Linked DNA regions of Homo sapiens: region 2 is linked to region 1. Evidence: chromatin loops called from intact Hi-C (ENCODE). Cell type or tissue: CD4-positive, alpha-beta T cell. All regions are shown on one strand. Links, peaks and the distances in the headings refer to the core of each region. The heading gives the core; the rest is flanking DNA.

Region 1 (11,119 bases), core at 1,225-9,224:
ACTCCCCAAATAATCCTCCAGTTCAAATGCAGTTTAATTTAAGTATCCTATCAATGGCAACTGAATATATTCAGCAAAGGATGAGATTTCCTTTTTAACAGCAAGATTTTCCCCCACTTACTCATTTATCTCCAAGGCTTCATGAGCTGCAGAAATCCTAGCTTGGGGGTTTCTCTCTCTCCAGGCTTTCTGCATTACTATTTAAGAAAAAGAGAAAACACCAAGTCAATCCATACATATAATTAGGTAGACTCAGTAGAGGACAAGAGCTAAATTAGGAGTGTCAGCTTAAATTACAAGAACATATTTCATTGCTAAGAGGGTTGGCCAAAATCTCCAAAGTCATATTAGTGTATTAATGTGCTATTCCACAGTATTTCAACTGCTGATAGCAAACCTTTTTTGTGCTCACAAAACTACAGGCTAAGGAAATCAAGAAAAGGCACTCTAACAGAGATTTTGCGTGTCTTTTGCACATTAATGTCATTTGTTCTTGGAGAATATATTTTATGCATTTTGAGATGACATTGCTACCAACCTTTTCATTCACTTAGATACAACATAATTGGTCATTTTCCGAAGCACTTAACACAGACTCTTGGTGTTAGAACATTCTGAAACCATTTCAAGAATTATGCGTGGGTCAGTAAAAAATGCTTAAGCTTTTGCTTAACATGTGTACTTATATCCCAAATTTACCTGCAAACCTAGCTTTTATACATCAGAGCAGTTTCTGAACATATGGTGGGAAGCTCAATGGGAATATTTACTGTACCATGATGTTTCTACCATAGCAAAGAGTACCATTTTACAAAGGAGTAACAATCTCCTTATTTATTTTATAAATTTGTATTTTATAAATTATTTTAGAGTGTGTAGAGGTTCCCTTTCAAAAACATTTTTTCACCTATTTACTTTGAATAAATTTTATAACAAAAAATTTCAGTTGAATTATCTGAAACTCAAGTAATGTAAAATACACACTAAACAAAGTATTTTCTCAGATGGAACACACATCTAGACTCCAATAGCCAAGGCCATGACCCCATTCGATGCTAGTTAACCTATAAATAGGCAAATAAAAGTCACTAAAATATATTCATTAATCATCTGAATCCAGTAAATTCCAATTTCTACTTTGAATATCATAAAGGAGATAAGGCCTTCATGCTAACTCAACCAAGAACTTCATTAGCTTCATATAAGATTCATATTTCTTTAAAATATATAAAACCAACTTCGATATATTTTTAAAAATCATGATTCAAATTATTATGAGGGGACTCATTTCAACATAAATACTTCATTGTGATAAAGGTTTACTTAATTATCAGAGTTCTGGGTTCTTATTAGTCAATCAACAATTTAATATTTTATTCATTGGAGTTTTACAGAGTGGATATTCTAAAAGCAGAAATCTTGACACTTAAGCCAAAAAGCCCTCCCATTCAGAAGGATGTATGGATTTTTCATACTTGCATCTGCGGGACGCAGATGGTCCGAGTCACAAGTAAAGAATGTCTGGTGGTCTTGGGCAGAGAGATTCATGTCATAGTAAGTAAGAGGCTCTCGTCCTGTCACCCAAGTATACCTGCAAAGGAGAAATAAGATGATTAGACACTTTTGAGAGAGAAAAGCAAGACCTATAAAATATTAAGCTGCAGAGGCGTTGAAATATAGACCATTAACTGAATACTAAAATAGCTTTGCTAATGAATAAAAAAAATTTTTAAAAATCATCTTATTCTCCCTTCAGGAATTATATCAGTCAAAAGAAATAAACATTTTCTCCTGTGTTTTTGTCTTAAAATTTACTAGCCCTTGCTAATGAAAACCTTCCCTAATTCATATTATGAATAGACACTTTCCTAAAGCTATGAAAATTCTAATTTGCCTAATTACTTTGCTAAACTAAATTCCAACATAACTTCTGCGACATCTCTATAACCATATTCCAGGTAAGCTTCAAAATGTTTTCAATGTATAGTATATATTGAAAAGAATAACTGTTAATACAAAAACTCTAAAAACTACACATTTTTGTACATTATCCCAAATCTAGTGCTAAAATATTTATAAAACAGAAAAATCAAAACATTTGAAGATAGTATTAAAAAATGGACGCACTACATAGACTGTTACAATGACCCCTAAATGAACCAGCAAAAACATTTGCTGCTGTCTTTGCTCTCTGAACCAGACCCATTTGTTTCCCAAGCTGTCAAAATGCTTACCGATTGTATTCAGCACCCCTAAATAAATTTAGTGGATTTCGCCATACTTTGCATTCTGCAACAAAGAGAAATATGAAAATGTTACGCGTAAGTTCAGTGACACTACAAGCTAATTAATTCAGCAAAACACCCTTCCTGCCATTTGATAAGATAATTCTATTCACTACCCTTTACATGGGAAGCAATGTGGAAAAACTCTGGGTGGTTAATCACAAAATGTGGCTCAGGCTCCGGGACTTTGGAAAGTTTTGCCTAATCTCTCTGGGCCTGAGTTTCCTCACTTGCCAAATCAAGATGCATGCCAAAATCAGCTAGTTCATAACTCCTAAAATTATTTCAAGAGGTCCAAACTGATTCTATGAATTTACTTCTAAAACCTTATAGATAAAAGTATAGGCAGAAGTAAAACTATTTTCTGTCAGTCTAAAACATACCTCATAATAACGTTGTACATGACAAGACAAACTATAGAGTATAATATGCAAACAGCCTTATAGTCTTAATTTGGGTTCATGCTAACAGTGATTTTATGATAATTTACCAGTTTGCTTTTGCCTTACAGGAAAGGAATAAGAAAATTAATAAGATTACCATATTGTAGGAAGAAATGCAATTAAAAGAAATTGTCTCAAAGCATTTTAATATCATTTACTTGCACAGATACATATACTAATCATCATACTAATATCATCATGTTAGCACATCCTAATAGGTCATACCTCTTTATTATACCAGGACCACAGAAATTTAGAACAAAAGGACTTTAACTTAGAAAAGCCAAGCATTAACTTTAAGACTGTGTTATAATGGTAAGCATATGACTAATAAACTACAATTCTTTTAAAACAGTCTATGATTAAGACTTTCTACTGATTCAGAATACTAGATTTTGGATGAATAAGATTTTATTATAAAAAAATCAGTTAATAGTATTCAAAACATCTATGTGCGTGTGCAACCAGCAAAAACCACATCCAACAACATATGTACAAAAAAGTGAGCAATTATTGCAGAAATCCAAAGGACATTGAAGGCCACGTGGTGATTCATTAGGATCCTACCCTCAGTCCTGTACATTCAACATCCATCCATCCACTGAGCATTAATTTGAGCACCCACTGGAGGAAATAAGTAAACCATCAATTTCAACACAGTGTGATAATGGAGAACACAAAGCACTCTGGGAACATGTGTGTAATCTCAACAAATATTTGTTAAAATAGTAAAGGATATACACATAACAGGAATACGTGTTTTCATTTAAAGAAGATGTACTTATTTCTAAATTAGGGCAGGATCCCACTTAAAATTTACACAATATTTATAAATAATGGCCCTAAATTTTTTGTCACTTAGCTTAACTTGCCATTTAGAAAATGATCTTTGTCCACTTAATTTAGCATCTCTGAATTTTGTTCTTGTGAAACTGAGATTTGATGGCTGTCACTTCATATGGCATTAACTACAAAATTATGCTTCCTGTAATTATTTTTTCTCCCCTTAGAGGAATCACTAACACCTTGACTCCAGATCATGGCTTGAAACACACTGGTGAGCTCAATAACCATAATCCCTGCTCTTATGGCTATTATAACTACCTGGACCTCACCACTGCCAACCCCTGCTCAGAGAATCTCTTTTAAGATTCAAAGTGCTCTTCTTAAAGCTTCATGAATATTGCAAGATCTGTATCTAGCACAAAATAAACATGAATATAGATTTATGGATAAGGATCCTCGTGGTAGAATTATTTACTATAAAACAAGGACATTTGGGGAGATGCTTCTCCTCCACAGAATCTCATCTGAAATATTAGTAAAAAGGCTAGGGCAAATATTTTGTCTCCAACAAATACATCATCATACTACCTGGAAGGATAAACACTGTTTAAACATCAATTGACAAATCACAAAGAAAACTGTTTTCAATTAAAATTTCGACTCTATTATATATCAGATGCAATTGAAATTATTTCTAAACAAAAAATAACTCCAAAGATAAATCATGTATATACCTAAAGTATTCACTGAGCAGTATCTAAAGATGCTCTTTATTTAAGAAGTGTCACAATACAGCCAGCAGGGGGTGCAGCAAACATTGTGAAATATTGCTTTTATGACTTCCATTAGAGAACTGAGCTTAAAAAGAAATCTGTGTTAACATTGGTGTCATATATGTGTGCTGCATTCAGTTTAACTATCCCTAAAACTTAGAAAAAAGGATCTAAGTAATTGTAACAGATGTAAACTGTTCTAAGTGAGAATAAAACATGTAATGAAGAAGTATCTAAGAAATGTCTTCATTAGTTATGCCCTTTAAATTGAAGGTGCAAGACAGGTATATTTTTATTTTAAGAAACAAGCAACCTAGAGGTCACACATGAGCACATGTCAAAGTTGTGCTTTAAAATTAGGCCACAGCTATGTTAATTTCTTCTTTGTCCCTCTGTTCCATAATCTTATCTTGTCTGCAAAAACTCAATCTAGAATCACTCTAGGTAACATACCTCATAAATATCAGGCTATGTGATGGTTTAGTGATAGAGACAAAGGATGTAAATGCCAAGCATATTAGAATATGAAGATTTAAGTCAGGAAGTACTTAGATCTCTAGAGGGTAAGAGTTTCTTATGTGTTCCTTTAAGGAATAAATTCCTTATTTCAAATCAGATTTAAAATTTTACCTCCAAAAAGGAATTTTCCATTCTCCATTAACATCAACAATTTTAATGCCCTCAAGATGCACTAGAAGTTGATTGGGACTTCATCATGAACTTGCTAATATCAATAATAATATAGTTAAAAATATACCCTTGATACAACAAACATGCTCTCTATAGTTCCATATGCAGCAATTCACAGTGCAGTCTCTACTCACAAGTGCTGACAGAAATGTTCCATCCTTAGCACACATGCAAGAATGAAATTCAAGAAAAAGGGCAGCAGCAAATATTGAATAGCACTTGCTTAGTTCCCAAAGTCTGCGGAAGAGATTCCCTACTTTGTCATAATGAGATCATTACAAGCTTCTTTGTGAGAGACAAAGAACCTAAAGAATAATGTTTACTATCTACAGCTAAGTACTTCTAAAAGCAAGCTCTAATCCTTTTTTTTCAGCCCTCCCTCTCACTATTCCCTACTAAAACCTTCCATCACAATCATACTTATTTATTTCATGTCTTTTCATACTCTTCTACTCTTCTGCAATGCCCACCCCATCACTCATAAGACTGTGTGGTTTAAACATGTATTGAGTGGGTAATTATGCATTAATCTCTCAATTAGGCCATGGGTTACAAAAAAAGATAATAGCTTATGTCTTAGAGGAACATTTAGCCTTGGCAGAAAAGTGAAAAGGGTATTGAACTAACTGGCACCCACCTGAAGAAGCTCTACAGAGGGAATAAATATTCTGAGAGAACCACAGACTTTTCCCTTTGTCACAATACTCAAGAGAAGAGAACTCAATTCTCATAAAACAAACAAAAAAAAGGCTCTATAGTCACAGAGCTTTTAATCACACAGAAAGAAAATATTATTCTACACCCAATTTAACTCTGAAAACTTTTTTCTAAAATTAAAAAAAAGATAGAAAATCCCTAGTCATGGGGACTTCAAAAATTATAAATTGCTAATTCAAGGCCCAGAAGGGTTTCTTATACTAAAAAGTTACCACATCTTCCCAGAATCTAAAGTATGGATAAGCATGACAATGTTATTACAAACAGTAGTAGCAGCAACTTTTGTTGTTGCTATGAGCTTGATTTTCATGGATCCTTTCTGTAAAGGGGCTTAAAGCTCGATTTATCTACATTCCTTACATACATTAGTTAGGGGTATATATTACACCCTTTTTACATAAGTAAAAAGTACAGAAAAGCTAATTTCCCTAAGGTCTATGGTAAATGAGATTAAGGCCTGGTGTCCAGACTGCCCGACTCTTATCCATTACATGCAACAAACCTGTTAAACCCTGCAACATCATATTTTGGAAATATTGTGAATCCATCAGTTAGATTTTTCACTAAAGAAACAATTTTTAAAAACTCCCCTGGAAAAACATTAGGAACTTTTTAACACTTTTAAACACTTTAGTTTCAAAGTACAACAGAAAAGGGTGCTAGCTAAAGTTTCATTGGCTTGTATTATAAAATTAACCCCAAGCCAGTCAATTTCTGACAAGTGATTGTGCATATGTTTATTAGCTTTGATATCTCAGAAATGAATACCCAATTCTCTACATTATTCAGATCAATTTAAAGCAATCATTATTAGTAAAAATATCCATATTCTTAAATAATTAAGCTTTAACTGTTTCATAACTTCAAAATGTTATTTTGAAACAATGATTAGAAGTAAAGGCACAAAAATATGTAGGTAGCTTTCAATTCAACAAATATGTTACTATCTCAAATTCTTTATGAAATAACAAAAGATATAAGTAAATGTGAATTTTAAGACCATTATTTTGGCCTCCTATTCAAGATAATGTACCACTTTCTTCAAGAATACTGTCGAGATGGTTAAATCTGTAACAGCATCTGTCATGCACTTCTCATTGGTCATTTTTCACCTAAGTCAACCAACCCTACCAAATAATGTGGAAATTATGAAATAACTTTACTAAGTAAGTGTTCACTAGCTACTAAAACTATTTTAGGTATTATCATCATTTAACTGGAGACCTAATTTGTACTAGAGCACAAATTTTAGTGTCAAAGGATTTTAAAAAGATGTGAAAAACACTGGCTAAGATAATCACTTTCAACACATCCATTAGATTTTGGTGAGTTTACCCTCATTAAGACTATTAGAGAGCAGCCCGAAAGGTCCTTGACATGTAGCATTTTGCAGTTTTGCTGAGGGATATATTTGAAATGAAAGCACTGAATGGCCTGGATATAAAGAGTCACTCAGCTAGTGAGTAAGCCCGGCTGACCACAAAGCCATACCTCCAAGTGACTGCCATTCTCCACAGTCGTATTTGTAGAGAAATCAGCTCATCTGGGCACACTGCCAAATGGCTGTCCTCTGACCTGACATTTCCACATGACCTCATTTAATGCTGAAATGACTTTATGCAGTAGACATTACTGCTATTCCCATGTTTGCAGATTAAGATACTAAGACATAGCAAAGTTAAACAACTTGCCCAAGGTCACACACAGAAGATTAGGACCACATCTGTCTGACCCCAGAGCCCGAGCTGTCAACCACTGGCAATCCTGCCACTGAACTGTTCCTACAGTAAGTTAGGTTAATGTCACTTCAGAAATAATGTCATCCACTGCAGTACAGAATTTTACTAAAATTATTATTTTAATTGCTTAATAATTATGTTAATCTTGGTTTATACACCTCATAGAGGTTCTGGACAAGGTCAATTCAATTTTTTAAAGTGCTTAAGAACTTGGATTGTGAAGTAAGACTACCCAGGTTATCCGCCATGTGACCCTGGACAGATTACTTCACCTTGCTATACCTCAGCTCCCTTAACTATAAAAGAGAGATAATAATAATATCTGCTTCCTGGGGCTATTGTGAGGATTACAAGAGACAATATCATATAAAGCTGATAGCAGACACTAAGAGTGTTAGTTATTATTATTGGAACCAAATGGCTTCTTATCGATAAAATTATTTGTTCTAGTGCTATGAAAATTTGGGACCGACGAAGGTCTTGAATATATTTTTTTTACTCTACCTAAATTTCTACATCGCCATTGTTTTTCTTTATGATCTGAATTTAATCAGCACTTAAATTGCTTCTGGCCATGTAATAAAATTTAATTCAGAATTTAGAATATATACATTTATATAGAATTATTAAAATTATTTAGAATTTGGAATATACATATATACTTATGAAGATTAAAAGGAGATGATTCGTGACAGGAAGCCAAGTGACTATCCAGTTTGTTTAAAGATCCAATTCTATGCAAGAGGCTATTAAAGTATCTCAGAGAATTTAAACTTGACTTTGGCAGGGATATTTTTCATGTGACAGAGCACTCTCCACTTTTCCCATTATCCTGAAGAAGGTAAACACTGCAAACCTTTGTCTTTATGGCATCTTATTTGAGAACAAGGCAAATTATCAAACAGATGTTCCTATAAACTCAAATTCAGAATGTTACTGGGCCCTTTTAAATGCCTATTTATCATCAGCTCATAAACTAAGCTGAATTAAGAAATGGTAGTGAGAAACATGGTGATGTGGCAGAATATATCAGCAGGGTTTATCAGAAACTGCATATCTGAGAGGAAAACAGCAGTTTAGCTCCCAAATAAAGCAAAACCAGTGGAATGGACACAAATGCTAACTTCAGCCAAACAATCTGAAGTTTGAAGTAAGAAACTGTATAATTAACTACATTTCTCCACTGGCCCGCAGATAAAGATCACTGCAAATTGTGAGCAAGTCTGCATTCAGGCCACTTTGTACAAATCCAGAAGTTTAAAAATATATGCACAATCTGCCTGTAACCATAACAACCTTTCTCACTCCTCACTCCACCACCCCCATCCCAAGTCGTTCTTAGGTAGGCCATGTTTTTCAGCTTTTATTCAAAACAAATTATTCCTTAAGGAAAGAGCTACACTGAATTTTCATATAGAACAATGTTTATAACTGATATTTCCCCTTTATTCTTACTTTTTTCAATGATTTTCTCAAATAATCAATAAAATACCATTACACTGCCTTTGCCAACATCCATGAGACTTTGTGAGCCATGTTATATTTCATGTACAATTCAGCAAAGGGCCATCTTATGATGCTCCAAGAAAATCAATAGATTCACCCTTCTGTTATTAAGGCAATAGTCATTTTATTATTATGAAGGCAATGGGAATTTGTAAACAAGTTTAAGAAAATACACTGATAACCCTCAGCTTTGGACCTTCTTGATACTTAGCATTTGAAATGAGACTATGAAATAGAAAGTGATTAAAAGTAGAGATAAATTCAGACAATGTACCTAATGTACCCTTTTAGTATTTTTCTTATTCAAAAATCAAAATCACCACAAAAAAACAGAAACAGCAATGGTATTATTCCAGTGGTATCTGGCACTTCCAAACTAGCATACATGTTTGTTTAGCTGAGTCAGCCAAATATCAGAAGCCCAAATGTCAAGAAGTGGGCAGATGGAGACCTAAATATACTTAAGACAAGTTAATTTCCATTTTTCTAAGGATAACTATTTGAACACTGTTATGATACCAGAAAATAAATGCTGTTATCTATTATACAAGAAATGAATGGAAATATAGAATGCATAGTAGGCACTCAGTAAATACTAGTAGATGTTAATATTAAATGAATACTGGTAGATAATATTATCATTGAACTAGTAATAATATCCAAAAGCTCAGTCTTAGCCAAGTAAAAAATACAAACAAAAGTGAGAATTTCCACAGGTTATCCTCAGTGAATGAATTCATTTCTTCCATGATAATTGCAGAACCTTGTGTCTAACTAGATCTGATCACATCACTCCTCTGTTTAAAAAGTATCATTGGTTCCCATTCCACTGAAGATAAGGCCCAGGTTCCAGATTCCTTAGCACAGCATGAGCTACTTGGCAACTTTGGCTTCTGTCACAATCCAGTCCCTTTCCCATATGTCCTGTTTTCTAGTCACATGAAGCCAATTTTTATTTCTCGAACATGCCATGTTTCTCATGATGCTCTGCCTACAAGTCTCCCTTTTCCCTTATTCATCCATCCAAATCACTATCCAAATCAAATGTCACCTCCTGGGAAGCCTTCTCTGATAGTCTGTACACTATCTCTCTACTTCCATTAATCTTTAATATTTTTACCTTTAGCAACACTTACAAAATTGCATTATAATTTTTAAGGCACGGCTTTATTTCTAGCTTCTTGTAGCATCCTATTTCTTTGAAACTCAATGAATCAATGCATGAGTGCATGCAAGGCCTGTACTTTCTCCTCTTATAAAACAGGTGGGAAGAATTTCCTAGCTCAGTCTCTTTGTCACCTCAGTAAACATTTTCTAAGTACTTCTTATGAACCTGGTCTTGTATAGGTTTTTAAGAATATGATTTTTTTAAAGGCAAAGTTCTTATCCCCATGGAAAACTCTGTCTATTGAAGGAGACAAAGTGGTAAGTGCTCTGGTTGCATGAGGAAAACATACAAATCTAAGGAAAACAAAGGAGGAGATCCTGACCTAAGCTGGGAAAAGTAGTTTGCCCCTTTAAGGAGAGAGCCACCAGTTCTAAAACATGAAGGATAAAGAAGAAATTTAAAAAGCCACATTAGGTTTTTTTCTTCCTCTCTAGAATAACCCATCCACATTTCATAACTGTCTAACCAGGTTATAATTATCAAGGATTAGTGTATACATAAATTTTGTTCCAGATTTTAAGTCAATACTCTTTTAATAGACTCTGCCAGCCAGCTATGAGTAGTACTGGACACCTCTTGGCACAATTTATTTTATCCTAAAGGGTACACATATAAAAGATGGCATTGCTCAGCCAGGTAACAAAATTGTCTGAGACTTTGTAAACTCATCCACTCTCTGAAAGGAAAAGAGACCTCACCAAAGCAAAACATTACTTTATCCAGCTAGTATAATAAATGCTGTTTATTATTCTAATGAGGAATCTTGATCATTCAGTCACCAGGCATGAGCAGTGGTGGATAACTGCTACCACTTTGCAGGTGCTGTGAATATCCCACAGATTAATTGTGCTCTTGTCTGACTTGAGTCACTATAGCCTTTGAATGACAAAGAACATTGTAGAAAATTAACAAATTGAAAACAGAAACCATCCTCATTAGAGATCATTTTTTATAGTGAATACATTTATATTTTCATTGAAGTTTCCCTTCTCTCTCTACTTGATCTAAATCT
Region 2 (11,119 bases), core at 1,873-9,872, 890 kb after region 1:
TCAACTAGAGCTGTCATCATTAAAACAGTTGGGATGACCACATCCCTTCCAGAAGCCTTACACTGGAGCTCCATTTCTACAAGGAGAAGAGCCAGCTACAAACTACTCTGCAAGAAAACATACTATAAAATCAGCACCAGGTGCCAGGAGCTATCTATTGTGGAAATCTGTGCTATTACCACTTACCTAGTTTTAGGTTTTAAAAATATTTTTCTTAGAGTTCTAATCTACAGTGTTTTATATTTGAGTCTCCCACATTTAAACTAAAACATTTTACTTTTAGAAATACCTATAAAAACTTTCAAAGTCATTTGGAAGCAATCCAATACATTTATTAAAAGAAAAACCTTGTTGTGGAATTGGAGAAGAAAAGGATGCCACTGTGATCTTGTTATCCAAGAGCGGCCTGAGAATAAGTGGGACGTTTATCACATATTCAATTTCAGCCTAAACTAACCCAGATTCTACCCTTAAGAAAATGAAGAACTTTAAAAACGTGGTTTTATACAAACCTAAAACAAAAACACAAACAGAGTATGGGTGAGCACAATACCCATGTGCAAGGGGCTGTTTGCACGGTGTGTGGATTATCTTTCATCAGATGATCCATAAGTAACTTCTGATGATATATATAGATTTAAACAGCTTGTTTATTTATTTGTGCTATACTGAGTTGATAGTTTTAAGAGAGTATATAAATCAGTTCCCATATTTAACACAGTTTTCAAACCTCTAAATTTTCTAAACTGTCCTATTGAGCAGTTCTCTCTCCAGATTCTCCATAGGATGTTAAGAAAAGTTCTATGGGGAAAAAAAGGGAAGGGGATTCAGAATTAAGTTAGTTTAAAAGTCTTTTTCATGATTCTTTTAAAAAGGTGCAAAGGTGGATTGGCAGATTGGGAAGCTCTAAGGTGTGGGGATGGAGGAGGGTTATTTGTATAAAAAGTTGTTTGTACAAAAAGAATTTAGCACCATTAACACATATATATGCAAACATTAATATGTATGGAGGAAAGGGAGGAGCGAGGGGGAGGGAAGGAGTGAGAGAGAGAGAAAGAGCGAGCCTGGGAGAGCGAATGCAAGAACAAAACTACCAAAAGTATTGCCTCAGACAAATAAACATATTTACATTTTCAAGCTGAAAAAAATCAAGAAACTATCCTTTATTCTCCCAAAAGAAATTTTTTTGTATCACTATTTGTAAAACTTACTATTTTTCCAAGGCAAGCAGTAGAAACTAGAGTGCTTTGACATGCTGCCAGCATTCACAGTGATTTAAAAGCACGGCCATGGCATTGCTACAAACCATAATTTAAAAGGGTTGGAAGCTGCCCTTTTGTAACAGGGATATACATATATGGATTTAAGTGTGGGCCTCTGTGACAGAATTCAACACAAGTATTAATCCATTTATGGTAGGGAATTTTTAGTTTTCACCCAGCTCTAAATCAATCAGAAATTCTGAACAGATGTATGTTATAATCAAGTAACGCATTTTTAATAAAATGCAACTGTTTTATTAGGAGACTTTAACAAAGGTAAAGCAAAACAATAATTCTGTTACTTAATATGATAAATGACATGGTTGCAATTATATTAATTATACCTTCAATGTGAAATAACTGGCTATAAACTCCTGGAAACCTTGGGTCTGTGTCATACATTTCAATAAACACTCTTTATCTCTATATATTACTTGAAAGCATTCCCAGCAGATAGTGTTTCTTATTGGGTCATTATTAGGCTTCCTGAACCTTTTATTTTCCTCTACTGTTGTAATCATGGGCACACTGAAAAAGGAGAGAGCTCACAGTAAAAGTACACCTTTGTCCACAAGGATGTCTGTGTCACAACAATCACACTTCAGAGGCGACAGCCTGGTGCAGTTCAAAGTTCACTGGCCCTGAGAGTGAAAAATGTGCATTCTAATATCTACTCTGCCATGGAGAAAGGTTTTGGAAAACTCTGAGTTCAAATTCAGCTCTGCCATCTATAAGCCATAACTTTAGTAAGTTATTTAACTTTCCTACGTCTTTGATTTCTCATACATAATAAAATAAATATTAGGAGGATTAGGTACAATCAGGTACATACAGTGCTGTGGTAAGCAGAATGTTAACATGGCCCCTATGACTTCTGTCCCCTGGTGTTACTTTCATGATTATGTTACTTTTATATGGCAAATGGGAGATTTTCCAGGCGTGCCTACTCTAATCATGTGAGCCCTTAAAAAGCAATGAATTTTCTCTGGCTCGCAGCAGAAGAGGAAGTTGGAGGCATGTGAGGTGCAGGAAGGATTCTAAGCAGTGGTGCTGGCTTTGAAGATGGAAGGCATTGTACCTCAATGAATGTGACTGGTTTCTAGAAGCTGAGAGTAGCCAGCCCCCAGCTGACAGCCAACAAGGAAACAGGGACCTTGGTTCTCCAACCACAGAAAATAGATTCTACCAACAAGAATGAGCTTGAAAGCAGATTCTTCCCTCGCACTTAAAGGTGAGTACTTTTAGCCTGGCCAACACCTTCATTTCAGCTTTTTGAGGTGCTAAGCATAGACAGCTAAGCCAGCTCCCCTATCCCAGACTTCTAACCTGAAAAATAATGGATGTTGGCTGGGCACAGTGGCTCATGTCTGTAATCCCAGCACTTTGGGAGGCTGAGGCTGGTGGATCTGCTGAGGTCAGGGGTTTGAGACCAGCCTGGCCAACATGGTGAAACCCCGTCTCTACTAAAAATAGAAAAAATTAGCTGGGCGTGGTGGCGGGCGCCTGTAATCCCAGATACTCGGGAGGCAGGCAGGAGAATCACTTGAACCTAGGAGGCAGAGGTTGCAGTGAGCCGAGATCGCACCATTGCACTCCAGCCTGGGCAACAAGGGTGAAACCCCATCTCAAAAATAATAATAATAATAATAATAATAATAATGATGGATGTTGAGTTAACAGTTGTTGCTTTAACTTGCAAAGTTTGTAGTAATTTGTTATGCAGCAGTAGAAAATTATTACAAGTGCTTACTGGTGTGTGACACATAGAAATCATTCACAAATTATATTATTAATAACTCATGGGCTCAAACAAGTCATTTTAACTTCCTTTGGTTTAGGTCTTTGATCTGTAAAATGAGGTTAGACTAGTTAAGTTACAAGTTCACTCTAAATTCCTAATAATTAATTTTTAGTCTCCTGCAACTATGGTGATACACCTTGATCCGGCATCTTCCATTCACCTCTCCAGATTCATTCTCCATGCCTCAGTACTCTGTGCTATTTCCCAGAAGGCTGATCCTTAAGGACTACACCTGTGGGATCCCTTGTCACTGGCAATGGGACAATGGGAGGTGCCAGCAGAAAATCAGAGTGATGAAGAATGAGGTCTGGGTATTTATCTCCTGGCTTTCTGTAAGTATACAAGGTGATAAAAAGGAAAATGATTCCTAACAACTTGGGGGTATGTGGAAGCAGGGGAAGGGGGTGCTGTGGGCTGAACTGTGTTTCCTCAAAGTCATATGCTGAAGCTCAAACTCCTAATGTGACTGTATTTGGAGCAGGGGCTTTTAAGAAGTAAAGTTAAAAGATGTCACAAGGTGAACGTCACAATCCATTGGAATAGGTGACCTTATAAGAAAAGGGAGAGAGATCTCTTCCTCTCCAGACACACACACACACACCCACACACACCAAGGAAAGGCCATGTGAGCACGTGGTGAGAAGGCAGCCGTCTGTAAGCCAGGAAGAGAGACCTCACCAGAACTCAACCATGTTGGCACCTGATCTCGAACTTTCCAGCCTCTAGAACTGGAAGAAAGTACATTTCTGTTTAAACTACCAGGTATGTGATATTTTGTTATGGCAGCCTGAAAAGACATACATGGGCAGGGAAGACTTCTCAGAGGTATTTCTTGAGCTGAGACTTTTTGTTTCCTAGTGGTGGGAGGTAGGGTTTTCCAGGCAGAGAACACCATGCAATAAGGCACAAAATTTCAGGGAATAGTATGTATCAAGCACTTGGATCATAGAGTGCTTGGAAGGGAAGTGGAAGAGGCTGGAAAAGCAAGCAGAGGCCAGATGTTAGGGTTTAATGTCAAAGGCCAAGAAATTTGCCTAAAAGAAGTCCAGTGGGAAACTACTGAGGGTTCTTAAGTCATCTGAAGTATGTAATAGTATCCATGTTCAAAAGACCATTCTTGTGATTGTGTGAGAGGCCAGACTAATAAAGAGGTAGAGAATAATTTAACTCTGATTTTTGAAATGTGCCCGATGGAGCCCTCAGGGTCCTAAGTCAAGGATCACCATGAAGCTGGAGGAGGAGGCTAAGTGGGCAGGGTCATGGGATCCCATGTCTACTTCACCCACATAAGTTCTGTGGCCCTAGACTAGACCTGGAATCTTTGTTACACTCAGGACAACTAGTCTAGAATATTTTACTTCAAAGACTGTACTGAAAGAGGCTACATAGGGAGGTCAAAGGCACCTGCTTCAGCTCTTTTAGCTATGGTGAAAAAGTCAGGGAATTATCAAGAATTCTGAGAGAAATGTGACTGGACCCATGCCAGGAAGATGTCAGAACTACTAAGAAATACCAATGGGGTGGACTGTTATCAACCCCAGCTGAATGACAGGCCATATGCAAAGTCCTAGACTATTATGGCTCTTAGATTTTCAGACTACACCCAGTTGATTAAATGAGTCTGTGTGATAAATTGAAATGTAAAAGGTTATTTTCATGCCATGGAGATCTGCTCTTGTCGGATATATTTTCATCTGAAAATATCGATTAAAATGATTAATATAGACATAACAAAAATGACTAACTTGCTTTAGAGAAAAGATGATATCTCTTAGGAATGAGCTTTAAAATCTCACGAGCGGTTTTTGGCAACTGCATAGCAGAACTAAAAAGAATGCAGGTTAAGTATCTCTTACCCAAAATGTTTCACAAGTAAAATAAAACAGAAGTGTATCAGATTTCAAATTTTTTTTAAATTTTGGAATATCTGCATAAACAATGAGATATCTTGGGGATAGGGCCCAAGTTTAAACATAAAATTAATTTCTGTTTCATATACAGCTTATGTACATAAGCTGATGGTAATTTTATACATATTTTAAATAATTTTGTACAAGACACAAAGGTTTGAATGCATTTTTGAATGCAACCTGTCACACGGTCAGGTATGTGAAATTTTCCACTTGTGGCATCGTGTTGACACTCAAGAAGTTTTGGTTTTGGAGCATTTTGGATTTTGGATTTTATGTATTATAAGATTGTAAGGTAAAAACTATGCCCAGGAGAGGGCAGTGCAGCCTTCTGTAAAGTTAACTAATAGGCCCAATAGAAAATAGTGTGAGCATTAAGAGCAGAGATGTTCTAATTCATGAAAACTATTTTGTGTTAAGTCACTTTACCTTTTTAAAACATGAGAGACATACTGCCACTTCTATGTCCCTTGAAGAGACAGCACAAGGGAGAGCTGCTTAAGTCTTGTAAAAAAAAATTCTGGAAAACTTTAGCTCCCTAAAACTGAAGAATTGTATCAAAACTGAAGAACTGTATCAGTTCTAGCAGGTTTCTACTGACTTTCCTATTTTAAACAATTATCTTTGTTTCTGAAAACTGATTCAATAAACTAGTTTTTAAAAGAGATTAATGTCTAAAATTTTATTTGTTTATATTCTCCTTTAATTTACACTGTACACATCTCCAAGAGCTGATGAAAGTATTCTAAACGGTTTCCTGTGGAAATCTGTAGTACAGAAGTGTTTCTCAAATGAGAGTCATCCTAACAAGGTAGCTGCCATCCTAAAACTGTATAGTTATCTTTATTTTTTTTTCCTGCTAATTCTAACTTTGAGCAGACTTGTGAATTACCACTATGGACTTGACAGTCATTCATAAGCACAGGTTTCAAATACTGATTTTAGATTTATATGATATGCAGTAGTACTTTCAAAACAACCTAAAGATAAGATCTATAGAAAATTCACATTTTTGACTCACTAACATTGTCTTGTGTATATATGCACTTCATTCAAACCAAGACACTACAATTAATTTTTTTCTTAAAAAAATTCAAGTGTTTCAATGGTTTTTCACTAGTAACTTTACAGCTAAAAATTTTAAAGAGATCTAAATTCAACTTCATTTCCTGATAACTAACATATACATGCTTGATTCAGTATTCATATTTGTTTACGGAAAATGTAGACATGAGATGTAAAGTTACCAATTTTTAAGAAGAGAATAATTAAATTATTAAACAGGGCCAGGCATGGTGGCTCACGCCTGTAATCCCAGCACTTTGGGAGGTTGAGGTGGGCTGATCACTTGAGGTCAGGAGTTTGAGACCAGCCTTGCCAACATGGCGAAACCCCATCTCTACTAAGAATACAAAAAAGAAAAATTAGCCAGGTGTCGTGGCACAAGCCTGTAATCTCAGCTATTCAGGAGGCTAAGGCAAGAGAATCGCTTGAACCAGGAAGCGGAGGTTGCAGTGAGCTGAGATCACACCACTGCACTCCAGTCTAGGTGACAGAATGAGACTTCGTCTCAAAAAAAAAGTAACAAATAAATTATTAAACAGTCCTGGAGGATTACCACAAACTTATTTACCACCAGAAAGATGATATATTCAGTATTTCAGGCTCGAAGGAAATCTTAAAGACAGCAAGCAAATCCAACAACTCTAAATAGTTATTATGGTCCAATTCACTAAGTCAAACTTAATGACAGTAAGACAGAACACTTTTTATGTTGTATTCATTTCTCAGAAAAGACAGTAACAGGTCTGCAACTTAGCAACCATGCTGGAGAACTCGAAGATATCTCCACTGTCTGAGGAAGTATTGCAAAAAGTATAAATTACTAATGTGGTTGCAGTTTTCAAAACAATACCTCCAGAAGTGCAGTTCGAATCCTTCACATTTTTCTTTGCATTTTAAACAAGGGGCTCCAAATCCTTGCTCGTGACCTAAGCCCATCTGTTAAAAAGAAAACATCATGAATCTGTTATTAGATTCTTTACAAATCTAAAAATTCAATAAATTGCACTTTTAATTCCACTTACCACTTGTGTTGAGATAACTTTCAAACAAATCTTATATTTAGTCAATGATGATACCCAGGTATGTACATGGCAGTTCCAAGTACATACATAACATATTTTATATTCTGATTGCTTTTTATCATGAAAAGAAAAGCATCAGAATATAACTGTATAGAAAACTACAAATATTGCAAATAACAAAAACTCATGAATTTATGTCTTTGGCCACTACTTGCCCCATAGTACAGCCCCATAGCACAATAGGTACAACACTCAGAAAACTATACCTTAAAAAGCAAGTCTCATCCTGAATAACATATTTTACATCAAACAAGGAATTAAAGATTTTAGGAATTACAACTGAAATATTATTTTTATTATGATAAATATTATTATAATAGCTACAATATACACTTATTGAATGCCAGTGCTATGGCTTTAATGTCCGTGCTCCTCCAAAATTCATGTTGCAACTTAATCCCCAATGTACCAATATTAAGAAGCTGGGCCTTTATGAAATGATTAGGCAGTTAGCAATGAGGGCTCCACCCTCATTGATGGGATTAGCCCCTGAGGGAGTGAGTTCCTCTCTTCCATCTCTTCTGAACCTTCCTCCATGTGAAGATGCAGCAACAAGGTGCCATCTTGGAAGCAGAAAGCAAGCCCACACTAGACACTGAGTCTGCCAGTGCCTTGATTTTGAACTTCCCAGCCTCCAGAACTTGACAAATAAATTTCTATTATTTATAAATTACCCAGTCTAAGGTATTTTGTTATGGCAGCAGGAATAGACTAAGACACAAGGAATAGAGGTAAGTACTTTACTTATATCTCATTAAAATCTTACAGAACTATATAAAATGCTTACAAAGTAGGCAATATGATTTGCCATTTTTGAAATGTTTTTGCTGAAACTCAGAGACTATGAAACTTGCTTAAGATCAAAATGTTAATAAATGGTAGAGATTTGAGTTCAAGTCTTTCTGACTCCAAGGCCTGTGCTCTTCTGCCTGAAGTTGTAGGGAGGCAAGGAGTGGAGAGCTGTATTATCACCCTTGCTATAGCAAACCCTTTTCTTCTTTACCATATTAAACAATAGTCTTTGAGAACTTGCTGAGACATGGCCTAATAAGTGGAAGGAGTGGGGTGCAGATGGCAGAAGGACACAAGGTTGTAATTAAGCTCTTTTACCCAACGACTGATATTGGAAAAAAAAGAGTAGCCAGCCTTACATCAGTACAGTGGCAAACCACCAGTAATCAGATTACTCTGTGTTTTAAATATCACATCAGTGACCATGAGGAATTAGTTACTGGTTAGTGCCTAGAGTAGCAGTTCAAGCTGGACAAGTAATAGGTATTTTTCAATGGCCCTCTTTTGTAACTTTACCAAGCTGTGTTTGTCACTATGCAATCAAAACCACATTGTAACTGGTTCCTTGAAAGATCAGTCTGACATGTCCTGAAGTTTAAGTGAAGCCTTTCCTTTTGTCCTAAAGAAAATGACCACATCCTTTTTCCATAATTAAGGCCATATTCAAACCCAACTGGTCCACACAGTTGCTTAGGAAAACCCACAATACTTTTAAGTTAGACCATATAAAGTATACTCTCTAAAGAATAAACAACTGTCCAGCATTAGCTAAGCTTTATCATCTTTGCCATGTCCATATTACCAATTTTCAAAAGAAATGAAAGTCTTTAAATTGTATATTTAGTGTCAACACTAAGCTTTTTTTTAAAGCAATTAAATTGTTTCCTTGTCACTGATGATCACAGTTCACACAGTATGGAAATAATGTAGGTTAAACAAAAGACAGAGGGAAACTTTTCTGGTCTTGTGTAATAAGCATAGTTACATGTTTTCTCCATTACAATATCCATAGTAAAATGAAAAGCAAATCCAAAAAAGTTTTCTTTTTCAGGCCCTTTCTAATTTTCCATTACAGAAGAGTTAGTTCTGAATGTGCCTGGAGTATGGATATGATTCATACTATGTTCATGCATCTCCTGCTAAATAAACTCTAATCCCAAATGAAAATTTTGATTACATTATTAAGGCTTAATCACATAGCTTAGCTTAAATCAGAGGCTTTTAAACTCTCTTTTATATAATTCACAACATGGAATAAATTTTACCTCATGACAAAGAACTTGCACATACACATACAAACTTACATGTGTGTATAAAATCCTGATATTTGTGGACAGATAATATCTAGAAATATGCTTCTGCCTCTAAATTAAATGGCCACTTAAATTCTTGCATGCCTTCAGATTGGAATTGCCTGGTCTGAACAACACTGGGCTTATAAAAGACTGCAAACATCCTGGAACAATACCATCTCATTCACTATTTCTGAATCCAACTTGAAAGTTCAGCAAATGTAACTAGAACCTCCATGAGTCAGCAGTTTTTACACTAAGGCTTTGGAGTAGCTCGCTACTGACTTACAAAGTCAACTTTGCAAAGGGGCAAGTTGTTTTCTCCTACCAACTTTTTATCTTTGTAAATCAAAAATAAAATTATAAACCCATGAAGCATCTGAATGGACCCCACCTCTTGGCCAAGGTCATTCCAAAGTGAGCCTGAAAAACTAGTTCAGGCCATGATAGGAAATGGGGAGCTGGGGGTGGGTGGGCGCTGCTTCACAGCTGACCAGCATTAGCAGAAACACAGAGACCTAAGACTGACAGAACAGACTCTGATAAGAAACATTGACAATCTATTCTCTCTGACACCTGCTACCAGGAGGCTTCATCTACATGATAAAACCTTGGTCCTTACAAGCCCCCTTATCATAACCCAGACATTCCTTTTTTTGGATTTCAGGTCTTTAGATAATAAGGCTTTCAACTAATCACCAATCAGAAAATCTGTGAATCTGCCCATGACCTGGAAGGACCGCCCCCCACCTCCAGTGGTCCTGTCTTTCCAGACTGAAGCAATGTACATCTTTCATGTATTGACGGATGTCTGTAATATGTATAAAACCAAGTTGTAGCCTGACCACCTTGGGCACATGTTCTCAGAGTCTCCTCAGGGCTGTGTCATAGGCCATTGATCACTCATATTTGGCTCAGAATAAGATCTTCAAATACTTTTACAGAGTTTGACACTTTTCATCAATATATTCTTAAAATAGCTATCATTTTATTTATTAGAATTACTAGAGCTGGTGGTATTTCATGAACTGCTGCTCTTTTAAAGTCTCCCACATATTCTTATTCTGGACAGGACTAGGCATCTCCCTCATGTAAGAGATCAGGAAAATAGAATCCAGAGAGGAGGGATAATTTGCTCCTGGTTGCACAGCTACTCAATAGCAAACCAGACCTAAAACTCAGCATCTGGCTCCTGCTCTACTGTTCTTTTGGGGCAGAGGACTAGCGTGTCAAATGGGAGCTCTTGTCTTCCAAAGAGTCACTAGCTAATTTCTGCCCCAAAGAAAAGAACTTTCTTTTCCAGAAACACTCTTGCACCATCTCTAAGTGTAGATGACTTTCTGAGAGCTTTAAAAAGGAAGACAAGATAAATAAGGAAGGCTGGGGAAGCTTCGCTGAAGGAGAGGTGCATGAATTACAATGGAAAGGCTGAGCAGTATCTAATTTGGCTCAGAGAAGTGCATTCAGGGCAGAGGAAACACCATACACAAGGCCTGTGGCAGAAGAGGGCAAAGGAAGAGCCAAAAAATTGTAAAGCACTTTCAGAGTGACAGGGCTGGCCTTGTAGCAGGCGGAGTACTTTGTTTTGTTTTCCTTTTCATTTTCCCAAGGAAGAAACTAAACCTCTTGAAGCATTCAATGCCATGTCTTAGGCTACCAGCTTAACAGAGGATGACATCCTCAGAGACAGGAGAGACTGGTAAAGAGGAAAGCCACAGGGCAACAGGGGAGGGTGAGGAGCAAGAGCACCTCTCAAGCTCTGCTAGCAGAAGCTCAGGAAGCCCTCACAGGGACCAGGAGACCAGGCCTTGGGAAAAGCAGTAACTTGAGAAATTGGCTCTGTAGGCCGCTCTGGAAAACCCAGAAAGTATTGTTCCAGGGTTCTTTTGCCCTTGGGACCTGCCTGGAAGGCCAA

The links. A loop is a pair of places that touch in the nucleus more often than their neighbours do. Peaks named below come from ENCODE experiments on the same cell type or tissue, not always from the same donor. Only the 100,000 strongest peaks of a DNase experiment are listed, where the experiment ranks them.
Region 2: it touches region 1 in a loop (4-fold over the local background); 2 of 110 quality-filtered maps call a loop at or near these places.

Annotation. Positions count from the first base shown.
Region 1 is chr7:117,120,963-117,132,081 of GRCh38, reverse strand. ST7 (suppression of tumorigenicity 7) reads right to left here. Exons shown (of 16, transcript NM_001369598.1): 4 at 2,235-2,289; 5 at 1,476-1,591; 6 at 122-197. All of the region lies in intron 2 of ST7-AS2 (ST7 antisense RNA 2), which reads left to right. Among named protein-coding and RNA genes, the nearest start is that of ST7-AS2, 19 kb to the left of the region's middle. In CD4-positive, alpha-beta T cell, for the core only: CTCF peaks have their summits at 4,110 and 4,309 (motif pointing right); DNase peaks (open chromatin) are centred at 4,311 and 7,221.
Region 2 is chr7:116,230,389-116,241,507 of GRCh38, reverse strand. TES (testin LIM domain protein) reads right to left here. Exons shown (of 7, transcript NM_015641.4): 2 at 6,889-6,974. It overlaps LOC124901730 (a long non-coding RNA gene), which reads left to right. Exons shown (of 4, transcript XR_007060485.1): 3 at 2,259-2,493; 4 at 3,232-5,640. Among named protein-coding and RNA genes, the nearest start is that of TES, 25 kb to the right of the region's middle. RefSeq lists enhancers at 10,673-10,752, 10,823-10,892. In CD4-positive, alpha-beta T cell, for the core only: CTCF peaks have their summits at 5,068 and 5,269 (motif pointing right); a DNase peak (open chromatin) is centred at 5,297; H3K27ac peaks cover 401 bases.